2 separate regions of the Homo sapiens genome follow, and region 1 is linked to region 2. A link is an interaction called in ENCODE POLR2A ChIA-PET data of the cell type or tissue named here. Cell type or tissue: MCF 10A. All regions are shown on one strand. Links, peaks and the distances in the headings refer to the core of each region. The heading gives the core; the rest is flanking DNA. Region 1 holds the start of AGAP2-AS1 (AGAP2 antisense RNA 1). Region 2 holds the start of TSFM (Ts translation elongation factor, mitochondrial).

Evidence for each region. ChIA-PET counts read pairs that join two places held together with the same protein. Peaks named below come from ENCODE experiments on the same cell type or tissue, not always from the same donor. Only the 100,000 strongest peaks of a DNase experiment are listed, where the experiment ranks them.
Region 1: POLR2A ChIA-PET joins it to region 2 with 5 read pairs; 7 of 35 experiments call an interaction of 5 or more read pairs at or near these places.

The regions. Positions count from the first base shown.
Region 1 is chr12:57,724,117-57,729,482 of GRCh38, reverse strand. AGAP2 (ArfGAP with GTPase domain, ankyrin repeat and PH domain 2) reads left to right here. Exons shown (of 19, transcript NM_001122772.3): 14 at 1,106-1,165; 15 at 1,398-1,546; 16 at 1,712-1,802; 17 at 1,901-2,123; 18 at 2,254-2,509; 19 at 2,689-4,286. The coding sequence ends at 2,931. It overlaps AGAP2-AS1 (AGAP2 antisense RNA 1), which reads right to left and starts at 3,243. Exons shown (of 2, transcript NR_027032.1): 1 at 3,105-3,243; 2 at 1,127-2,518. RefSeq lists enhancers at 1,392-2,025, 2,026-2,661. In MCF 10A, for the core only: CTCF peaks have their summits at 2,488 (motif pointing left) and 3,232 (motif pointing left); a DNase peak (open chromatin) is centred at 3,262.
Region 2 is chr12:57,779,591-57,784,956 of GRCh38, reverse strand. EEF1AKMT3 (EEF1A lysine methyltransferase 3) reads right to left here. Exons shown (of 3, transcript NM_015433.3): 3 at 2,416-4,702. The coding sequence ends at 4,311. TSFM (Ts translation elongation factor, mitochondrial) reads right to left here and starts at 2,170. Exons shown (of 6, transcript NM_005726.6): 1 at 2,099-2,170; 2 at 1,674-1,847. The coding sequence starts at 2,155. RefSeq lists enhancers at 2,117-2,186, 1,540-2,409. In MCF 10A, for the core only: a CTCF peak has its summit at 2,265 (motif pointing left); a DNase peak (open chromatin) is centred at 2,236.

The sequences.
Region 1 (5,366 bases), core at 300-5,299, 56 kb after region 2:
CCCCCAGCCCCTGTCCTTCTTTCCTTGTTCCCCAGCTAATTCCTTTCCCCAGCCCCTGTTCTCAACGATGTCCATGTCTATAGCTCCTGCTCCCTCTCCTAATGACGTTCTAGTTCCTCTTCCTTCCCTCAACTCCACTTACCACCCCAGCCCCTGCACCCGGCAGCCCCGCTGATCCCCAGTGATTCAGCCCCTTATCTCAGCATCTCCCACTGATTCCCCAGATCCTGGATTCTGTGACCACCCAGCCCCTTCTCCCAATAACTTTCTTTCTTTTTTTTTTCTTTTCTTTTTTTTTTTTTTTTTTGAGATGGAGTCTCACTCTGTCACCCAGGCTGGAGTACAGTGGTGCGATCTCGGCTCACTGCAAGCTCTGCCTCCCGGGTTCACACCATTCTCCTGCCTCAGCCTTCCAAGTAGCTGGGACTACAGGCACTTGCCACCATGCCCGGCTAATTTTTTGTATTTTTTAGTAGAGACTGGGTTTCACTGTGTTAGCCAGGATGGTCTTGATCTCCTGACCTCGTGATCTGCCCGCCTCGGCCTCCCAAAGTGCTGGGATTACAGGCGGTGGGGATTACAGGCATGAGTCACCGTGCCCGGCCTTCTCCCGATAACTTTCTATTGCCAAGTGCTCCCCAACAGCCCTTGACCATAGTGATCCCCATTCTTGTCCCTCAGTGATTCCCCGCACCCCCACCGCCACCAGCCCCAGGGCCCTCTCATCTCAGCCCTGCGCCCCAGCTTCTGTCCCCTTCCCCCGTGTTCACTCAGATCCTGACCCTCCCTTCTTCTCCCAGAGGTCCAGCTCCTCGCTGGTCTTGATAACCCATCCCTGCTGCCCCTGCTCTCTGCCGGGTGCTCAGACCCAGGTTCCAGATCTGCCTACTCTCATGGCTCTTGGCTTCTGTTCCACTCTGCTCCGGGGCCACTGACTTTAGTTCTGCTTTCTCTCCCCATCTGTCTGTCCTGCTTTGTCTCTGGCACTCTGTCACTATCTCTCTCCATCTCTCCATCTACCTGTCTTTTTCTCCTTCTTTCTTGGTCTCTCTTTCTCTGTTCTGCTCTCCATTCTATCTCTATCTCCTTCGCTTCGGGAAACCAGCCAAGCGCAAAATGTGGAAACTAAAATCCTTTGGTAGTTTAAGAAATATTTATAAAGCAGGTAACAAGTGGGGAGCCGGGAGGGGCGCTCAGCTGGGGTGCAGAAGGGTGGGGGTGCCCCCGCCTTCCCCTGCATGTGCTCGGGCTTCCTGCTGCCCCCCACCCTCTGCTTTCCCTACCCCCACTGCCCCACTCCCAGGGGCTCGGGATGGACATCAGGGAGGACGGTCTTGGGAAAGGCAGCCCCTGCTTGAACTCTGTCCCTTAATGACCCCATCCCATCCCCCACTCAGAGGAAAACTTTGAGTTCCTGATCGTGTCCAGCACGGGTCAGACGTGGCACTTTGAGGCAGCCAGTTTTGAGGAGCGGGATGCCTGGGTCCAGGCCATCGAGAGTCAGATCCTAGCCAGTCTGCAATGCTGTGAGAGCAGCAAGGTCAAGGTAAGAGTTTGAGGTGGAGTGGAGGACTGGCCGCAGGAACTGACCCTGGTGCTGACGGCCATTGGCAACGACACGGCCGAAGTCGTGTGAGAGGAGAGCAGAGGTGTCTGAGAAGGAGGTGGGGCTTGGAGGCAGAGTCAGTGCCAACCCAAACCCTCTCTGCAGCTGCGCACAGACAGCCAAAGCGAGGCCGTGGCCATCCAGGCGATCCGGAACGCCAAGGGGAATTCAATCTGCGTGGACTGCGGGGCCCCCAGTGAGTGCCAGGAGGCAGCGGAGGGGCTAGGGAGTGTAGTGAATGCCGGGGTGCCTGTGCTGCCCGGCTGGGAGCCGACCTCTACGCTCCTTCCGCAGACCCCACGTGGGCCAGCTTGAACCTGGGCGCCCTCATCTGCATCGAGTGTTCTGGCATCCACCGCAACCTGGGCACACACCTGTCCCGCGTTCGCTCGCTGGACTTGGACGACTGGCCACGGGAGCTGACCCTGGTGCTGACGGCTATTGGCAACGACACGGCCAACCGCGTGTGGGAAAGCGACACGCGAGGCCGTGCCAAGCCCTCGCGGGACTCTTCGCGGTAAGCGTGAGGGAACAGAGCGGGGGGAGGGTTGCTGAGGGTGTGCGAACCTGAGACGGTCCCGTGGGTAGGGGCAGAAGTCCTGGCTGGGGGTCCCTAGAGCCTTTTCCGTTGATCCCTGGTCTTGCAGGGAGGAGCGCGAGTCGTGGATTCGCGCCAAGTACGAGCAGCTACTGTTCCTGGCGCCGCTGAGCACCTCGGAGGAGCCGCTGGGCCGCCAGCTGTGGGCCGCCGTGCAGGCCCAGGACGTGGCTACCGTTCTCCTGCTTTTGGCCCATGCGCGACACGGGCCGCTCGACACCAGCGTAGAGGACCCACAGCTGCGCTCCCCACTCCACCTGGCGGCCGAGCTCGCCCACGTCGTCATCACGCAACTGCTGCTGTGGGTACGTGAGCTGGGGGGAGGAAAGGGGGTCTTTGAGGCTTCATCTCGGAAAACGCCTGGCGCGGGAAAGCCCGAAATTCCCAGAGGGACCCCGGAAGTAGGCTTGGCCATGTGGGGGAGGCGGCGCCGGGTGTGGGCGCCCTGGGGACGCGCGGTCACGCGGCCGTTTCCGCCCTCTAGTACGGCGCGGACGTGGCGGCCCGTGACGCCCAGGGCCGCACGGCGCTGTTCTACGCCCGCCAGGCTGGAAGCCAGCTGTGCGCCGACATCCTTCTCCAGCACGGCTGCCCGGGTGAGGGCGGCAGCGCGGCCACCACGCCCAGCGCGGCCACCACGCCCAGCATCACCGCCACGCCCAGCCCCCGCCGCCGGAGCAGCGCCGCTAGCGTGGGCCGCGCCGACGCCCCGGTTGCGCTGGTATAGTTGCCCAGCGGGAGAGACACCCCCATCCCCACGCGGGCCGGGCACGACCACACCGGGCGGACCGCTGGACAGACGCACCCACTCACCTCTCCGATCCGCACCCCGCCCCACGGGAGCACTTCCTACCCCCACGAGGGCACAGCCCCCACGCCTTCCAGAAGACACAAACTCACCTCCCTCTCCCCAACGAGGCATGGAGACCCCAGCTCAACACGCCCCCTCTCCATTGTTTCCACACTCGGATTGCTCTGGGTCTACCCGCTCGGGGTTCGCGGAAGGGGAGGTCCCCAGCGGTACGGGCTCCTAGGCGCTTGGACATGCCCGCTTGTGCCCCCTAGGGGCGGAAAGAAGACCCGGTCCTGCCCGAGCTCAACAATCCCAGGGCGGGAGCCCATACCCAGGCTGGCTCCTGGGGCGACGCCACGCCAGAGGGAGGGTTTAGTACATGGGAGGGCTAGCCCCGGGACTTGGGGCCAATACGGAAACCCTACCCCTTCCATGCTCATCTCACTGCCCAGTGAAGGGGGCAAGGGCAGCGAGGGGCAGGACCCCTGCTGCTCATGGGGGTGGGGGTTCCCAACCCTTTCCGTGAAAGGGACCGTGAGTAGTGGAAACCAGGACGTCCCCTACACCTACCCATGGGTGGAAGCTAAAGAGTCCGGGGGGAACCAAGAGCCTGGGTCCCTCCCACTACTATCTTGGGAGGGAGAAGGGATGGAGCAGGAGCGGGCTAAGAGGGCTGCGGGGGCCTTGTAATTTATTGCTTTGTTCCCCAACATGGGGATGGGGGCGGGCAGGGGCGTGGGGAGGGCGTTTTGGGGTAGGGGAAGCCCAGGGTGGGCAGGGGGTGGGTTGGGGTGGGGGTGCTCTCGGGTTGTGTCTGTGACCGTGACTGCGTACCTGTGACTGTGCAGCGCCCGTGGTGATCTGGGGTAGGGGGCACCCCTACAGTGGGACCCCTCCCCCATTATTCTTTCTGTCCAGCCCCTCCCTCCCACTGGAGCAGCTCCAGAGCCATTCCTCACCCCCGTGACCTCTCCCAGCCAGGGCTGAGAGGATTCGAGGTGGCTGGGAGGGTTTCCAGGCCCCCTGCCCCTTCCCCACAAACTGGGTGATAGGGCGGACTTACCTGGCCCAGCCCTGCCTCCCTCAGCCAACCCAGCCCTTGGGCTGTCTGTGTCAGTGGTTTCCGGTCTTTTTTTTTTTTTTTTTTTCTGGCTAAAATAGTTTGCAAAGGACCAGGTAATTGGGGAGGGGAGAGAGGTGGGGGCAAGGGGGAAATGCCCCCCCATCTCCTTGGAGGCAGTGGTGTGAATCTTCTTCAACAGCAATTAAAGAGGAAGTGATTTTGTCTAGGGGGTGAGCTGCTGGTCTGTTCTTGGAGGCAGGTCAGGGCATGGCCTTGGTCAAGATGGGGTACTGGGGTTGGACAGGGACAGGCAGAGGTGCCTCCCACTGGGGCTGGTGGCAGGACAGTACCCATGGGCATGGAGGTGGTTCCATCATGTACAACAGTTCTGGGTTCATGTAGTGGAGGACGTGGGCAGGTTGGAGTCAGTGGGGACCCTGGGAACAGAGAAGGCACTGACTCTTAAGATGATGCCAGTCCTGGGAGAGTTGGGATATGGTACTTAGAGGAGAGGACAGGCCCATGGAGAGGGGTGGGAAGATGGGACAGCTTTGTTTAAGAGCAGGAACTTTGGAGACAGATCTGATTTTGAAACCTGCCCCTCCACTGCACAGCTAGGGGACCTTGGTGGCATCTGTTTATCTGTATTCTGAACAGTATCTGTTCAGAGGGCACCTGAAAGGCGCTCCAGCTCTGAGGAGGGCTGCCCCGAGCCAGCCTGCTCACCGTGAGCACTAGGTACCAGAGTAGAACATAGAGTAGGGGTTCCTCCCCTGGCCTCGTCAGGGGGTGTTCCAGAGGGAAGGGGTGGGAGACCTCCTGGGAAAGATTTCCCAGCTAGCTGCAGAGGTCCCTGGTGTCCACAAACTCAGTGTCAGCTGATGCAGGCATTTATCCACCTCCGTGCCATCAAAGGGACCACCAAGGCCACAGCGGCCTGAAGCCGGTGCTGCCTCCATGAGCTGCAGTGCCACTAGGCTCAGCACATAGCCAATCCTACCATTTCTCGAGGGCAGCTGAAAGTGTTTACTCAGGTAGAGGGGCTGGACAGGGTAGGGTTGGGTCAGCAGCCAGTGCAGGTTGGGCACAGCCATATGTTGTTATCTACCTTGAGGAGTTAGTTGGTAGCACCAGCATCTTTGGGTAGAATTGCTTCTGACCCTTGGTGCCCACCAGCCCCAAGAGGTTCAGCTGCAAGTGTGCCACTGAACTGAGGACACAGCACCAGACCTGAATCCAGTTCACATGGAGGCTGCGGCTCTACAGGGTCCTAGGCTGTGACCACCCAGCACAGCGGCGTGACCCA
Region 2 (5,366 bases), core at 82-5,081:
AGACTCTGTCTCAAAAAAAAAAAAAAAAAAAAAAAAAAAAGATATTTCAATAAAAAAAGTTGTTGTTTTTTTTTTTGAGACAGAGTTTCACTCTTATTGCCCAGGCTGGAGTGCAATGGCACGATCTCGGCTCACCACAACCTCCGCCTTTTGGGTTCAAGAGATTATCCTACCTCAGCCTCCCGAGTAGCTGGGATTACAGGCCCTTGCCACCACACCAGGCTAATTTTATTTTTTTTTAGTAGAGACGAGGTTTCTCCGTGTGGGTCAGGCTAGTCTCGAACTCGCAACCTCAGGTGATCCGCTTGCCTCAGCCTCCCAAAGTTCTGAGATTACAGGCATGAGCCACCACGCCCAGCCAAAAAAAGTTTAAAATTTTAAAAACAGAAAAAAGCTCACAGAAAAAGTGCATAAAGAAAAATATTTTGGTACAGCTGTACAATATGTGTTTTATGCTGTTATTACAAAAGAGTCCAAAAATTTAAAACATGTTAAAAGTTTATAAAATAAAAATGTTACATTAAACTAAGGTTAACTTATTATCACAGAAAAAAATTTCTTATAAATGTAATGTAGCTTATGTGTACTGTGCTTTAACGTCTACTATAGTGCACCATAGTGTCCTAAGGCAGGCCTTCATATTCACTCACCACTCACTGACTCACCCAGAGCAACTTCCAGTCCTGCAAGCTCCATACATGATAAGTTCCCTATGGAGATGTATCGTTTTTTATCTTTTATGCCTATTTACTGTACTTTTTCTATGTTTAGATACACAATACTTACCACTGTGTTACAACTGCCTACAGTATTCAGTCCAGTAACATTTTGTAACGGTTTGTAGCCTAGGAGCAGCTGGCAATTCCATATAGCCCAGGTTGTAGTACAATATACCATCTAGGTTTGTGTAGGTACTCTATGATGTGCATAAGCCAAAATCTCCTAACGACGCCATTTCTCAGAATGTATCTTCCTATTAAGAGACGCATGACCGTACAGGCAAAAACTACACAACTCTGAAAGATTAAGATGTCTAAAGTCAGCCGGGCGCGGTGGCTCACTCCTGTAATCCCACCACTCTGGGAAGCCGAGGCGGGCGGATCACCTGAGGCCAGGAGTTCGAGACCAGCCTGGCCGACACGGCGAAACCCCATCTCTACTAAAAATACAAAAAAAAATAAAAAATAAAAAATAAAATAGCCGGGTGTCGTGGCGCACGCCTGTAATCCCAACTACTCAGGAGGCTGAGGCAGGAGAATCGCTTGAACCCGGGAGGCGGAGGTTGCAGTGAGCCAACATCGTGCCATTGCACGCCGGCCTGGGCCACAGAGCAAGACTCCGTCTGAAAAAAAAAAAAAAAGTCTAAAGTCAGACAGTGTGGGGGCCCCACAATTTGACTCCTGAACAATCTGACTCCAAAGCTCACACAAACCCTTTCAGCTCCAGGCAACAAGAAACACCGTAACAGTCTGGTTTGTTAATCCTGGGATACTCAACTGCTTTCAAATAAGACAAAGTCAAGGCCAAGGTTGTCATTTAAGCCAGATTTCCACTTAGGACTGTGCCATTATGGTCACTGAAGAGCAGTCTAACTTTATGCTCCCCAGCGTGACCGCCCCAAGAGTCTGAGGTCGAGCTCTAGTACTCCGCCCTGCACCCCTCCACACACACACCTGTTTGAGGTCCCCGCCACAAGTCTCCAGAGCTTTCTTGCAATTTACAAAGGAGTAGCCTGTTTTCCGCCGCAGCTTCATGAGGAGCTCCTTGCTGGAGGCCGAGGCAGACAGACGGGGCCCAGCATAAAATGTGTGCCTTGGCTGGGGCGACTGACGCAGAAGAGACCCAGCCTAGATGAGATAAGAAAGGGATGAGGAGCAGGAAGCAGCAAACTCCAGAGGGTGAAGGGTACACGGGCAGGGAAGCGACCTTAGGGAGCGGACAGTGTGCAAAGGGGGGTGCACCGGGGCTGGACTGGGCAGAGGCAATGCTGTCGGGGAAGGTGAGATGGAGTCAAACGAGGTTGGGAGGAAGGGAAAGGTACAGGCGCACAGGAGAGCTGCAGGGACAGCAGGTCGGTACCAGCACCAGGACTTCTCACCGGGTAGCTCCCGGTCCGCGCGACCAGAAACACGCGCAGCGACCGCAGCAGCGACATCTCTCTAGCCGCGATAAACACCCTCCGGCGGGCGCACTGGTGAGGCAACAAACCTACGGCGCGGCGGAAGGGCCAGAATTCTCCAGCGGAACGCACCAAACGAGTATGGTGCCACCTGCTGGCCGGAGGAACACAGTCCTCGCCTCTACTTGATTTCTTGAGACGACACATTTCATACGGGAATTACCCCCCACCTCCCACCCCAGGTAAAATAACAGAAACCAAGAAATAAAGTCGTCACAAAACAACAACACAAGAAATGTGGGTAACATTTTATGTTTATTTTCAATGCGCATTTATATTCATTATCCATTTATGACTCACAACAAACTTGTGTGGTTGGTGAATGGGTTCGAGAATTTGTCCAAGGTCACCTAGGAAGGCAGGGGTGGAATCCATTAAACAAAGCGAGTAAATATTTATTGAATGAGCACAATATCTGTTGAACACCTGTTGTGTGCCAGGAACTGTGTTAGGCTTCAGGGGTTTAGACAGGAGTAAACCACAGCCCTACCCTCCAAGGTAATTTAATGGTGAGAAAATGAGAATCACAAATGTCCATGCAAGACAAATTAAGGTCCCATAAGATGAACCTTATGGGTCTCAGGGAGAAAGAAATCACATTCAAGCAAGAGGCTCAGGAAAGAGGCAAAGAATAATGAAGATTTTGACAGGTGGCAATAGCCTTTCAGGCAGAGGATTATCATAAAGAGTGTGAAAGAAGTCAGAAAACTTTAGTGTGGTTTTAGAGAACAAAGAGTACATCTTTTGTAATTTGGCCAGAGGTCCAATACACGTAGCAAAGGAGTAGGAAATGCAATAGGAAGGTAATTTTGGATCACATGGACACAGACTAAGTACCAAGCAGAGGAGCTTGTTCTTGCTTCTACAGGAAGTGAAAGCTAATCAGAGCTAATTTTGGAAGATCACAAGAGTTTGCGGAATGGACTGAAGGAGAAAGCATGGAAGCAGGGAGTCCAGAGAAGGTGACTATGTGCCTAAGCAGTAAGTAAAGAGAGCCCCAACCAGAAGTACCAATGTGGGAAGAGAAAAGAGGTTAAGGCAAAACACATTAGGAACTGTGTTAGGCTTCAGGGGATTAGAGATTAGGAAGGAAGGACTGATGAAGCTAAAGAAAAATCAAAGATGAAAAGAACTTAGTACTAGGTACAGTATTCTTCTGCACACAATGATGTTCCGTGATCAAGGCTCTAACTCTGGAAAGCATGAAGAAATACAGTCCAAAGGACAGCTCTGCAGCCTTAGCTTCAGAGCTAGGAGGACTTGACCCAGTTAGAGCCATGGTTCCACTAGACTCTATCTCTAAAAAGCAGGAAATGGGTGGTTTGAGGCTTCTTCCTTCTCAGCTCCTGAGTAAAAGTTGGGTTCTTGCACAATAGATTTTTAAGGCTTAATTCTTTCTTAAAAAAAAAAAAAAATCCTAGGCTAGCACAGTGGGCCATGCCTGCAATCCCAGCACTTTGGGAGGCAAGGCGGGTGGATCACTTGAGCCCAGGAGTTTGAGACCACCCTGGGCAACATGGCGAAACCCTGTCTCTACTGAAAATACAAAAATTAGCCGGGTGTGGTGGCGCATGCCTCTAGTCCCAGCTACTTGGGGAGCTGAGGCAGGAAGATCATCTGGGCCTTCAGAGGTTGAGGCTGCAGTGAGCTGTGATCACACCACTGCACTCCAGCCTGGATGACAGAGTGAGACCCTGTCTCAAAAAAAAAGAAAAAAAGAAAAAAAAATCCCACAGAATTTTTTTAAAGTCCATTCTGTGTAAACAGCAACAGGAATGGAAGTGATCAGTGACAGTCTGTCTACAATCACTGCTCTCACATCCCATATATCTCCCTTACCCCCTAAAAATCCTGGATACCTTACCATCCTCCTTCTCTGAGAACAGGAGCCAGGAACCTCCTTGGTGTTCTAACACTAGTGCTGCCAGAACTCTGGGATTCCTTGTAAGCAGGCACCTCACTGCACCTGCCCAAGAGTATCTGGGGTAACAAAGAGGGAAGGAGGAAAGTGAGAGAGGCCAGGGAAATCCATCCTTTTTGGTCCTCATGTTTGTGGCTCTGGAAATATGGTTTTTGAGATACACAGTTCCTTCATTAGAGCAAGAGATTGAGAAGAACAGCAAGGGTGATGTCAAGCAGGTCTTGGTTCCCTGTGCCTGGCCCTATAGATGTTGACATTTTCATCCTCATCCCGCTGAGCCAGCTCCAGTTGGAAATGCTGGGGCAGGAGGTGCTGAAAGAAGCTCTCTGTCCCATGCTCCTTTCTCATCTTGGAGGCCAGATAGATGGTGCCATGGGGCCTGCACAGGTGTTGGAGGGTCCCCAGCAGCAGAGGGAAGGTGGGTTCCAGGTACACGATATCAGCCCCCAGCACCAGGTCATAGTTTGCAGGGAAGACATGATGGTCAATCCCCCAGGACAAGGCACGCACCTGGGCCTGGCCTCCAGCTGGCACATTGGCCTGGACGTTGCCCTGGATCTGTTCTAGGGCCAGGGGCAGGTCAGTGATGGTAACATCCCCCCCTGAGAGAGAGGAAGGAGGAAAAATGCAAGTCAGAGGAACCAACCAAGGGTTCTTGGCTCCTGCCTGGAAGGTCCAGAGACCTCAGAGCATAGAGGACAATGTCTTGACAGCCCAGAGCCCACACTGGCTTTTAGTTGCCTCAACCTCCATTTCACCCACTGCTATTCTCATTACTCTACATTCTACAACATCAACATTCTCTCTGAGCTAATCTTCAACCTCTCTGGCCAACACACAACAATCAGATGTCAGCAGAAGCCTGGGCAGGACTAAGCTGGAGATGGGTTCTGTACCCACCCCCACTGACACAAGCTCGCCTTAAGGGTCTGGAAAGCTTCCCAGAAAATGTGACCTCAGCTGAGCCCTAAAGGACAAGTAGGAGTTAGTCAGGTGGAGCTTTCCAAGAAGAGAACAGTGAGTACAAAGGCCTGGGAGTGAAAGAGCATGGCATATTCAGGAAAGGCTGCATCTTAGAGGATGTGGAAGGGGGAGAAAAGTGTCAAGACATGAGACAAAGGGAAAGTGATTATGACATGCTAAGAAGATTCAGGTTCGATACTGAGGGCAGTAAGCTTTAAGGGCAGAAACGGGTGAAGATGGTCAGATTAGCATCTCAGAAACCTTCATTCATGCAGTAGATATAATTTGGAGAACCTTCTAAGT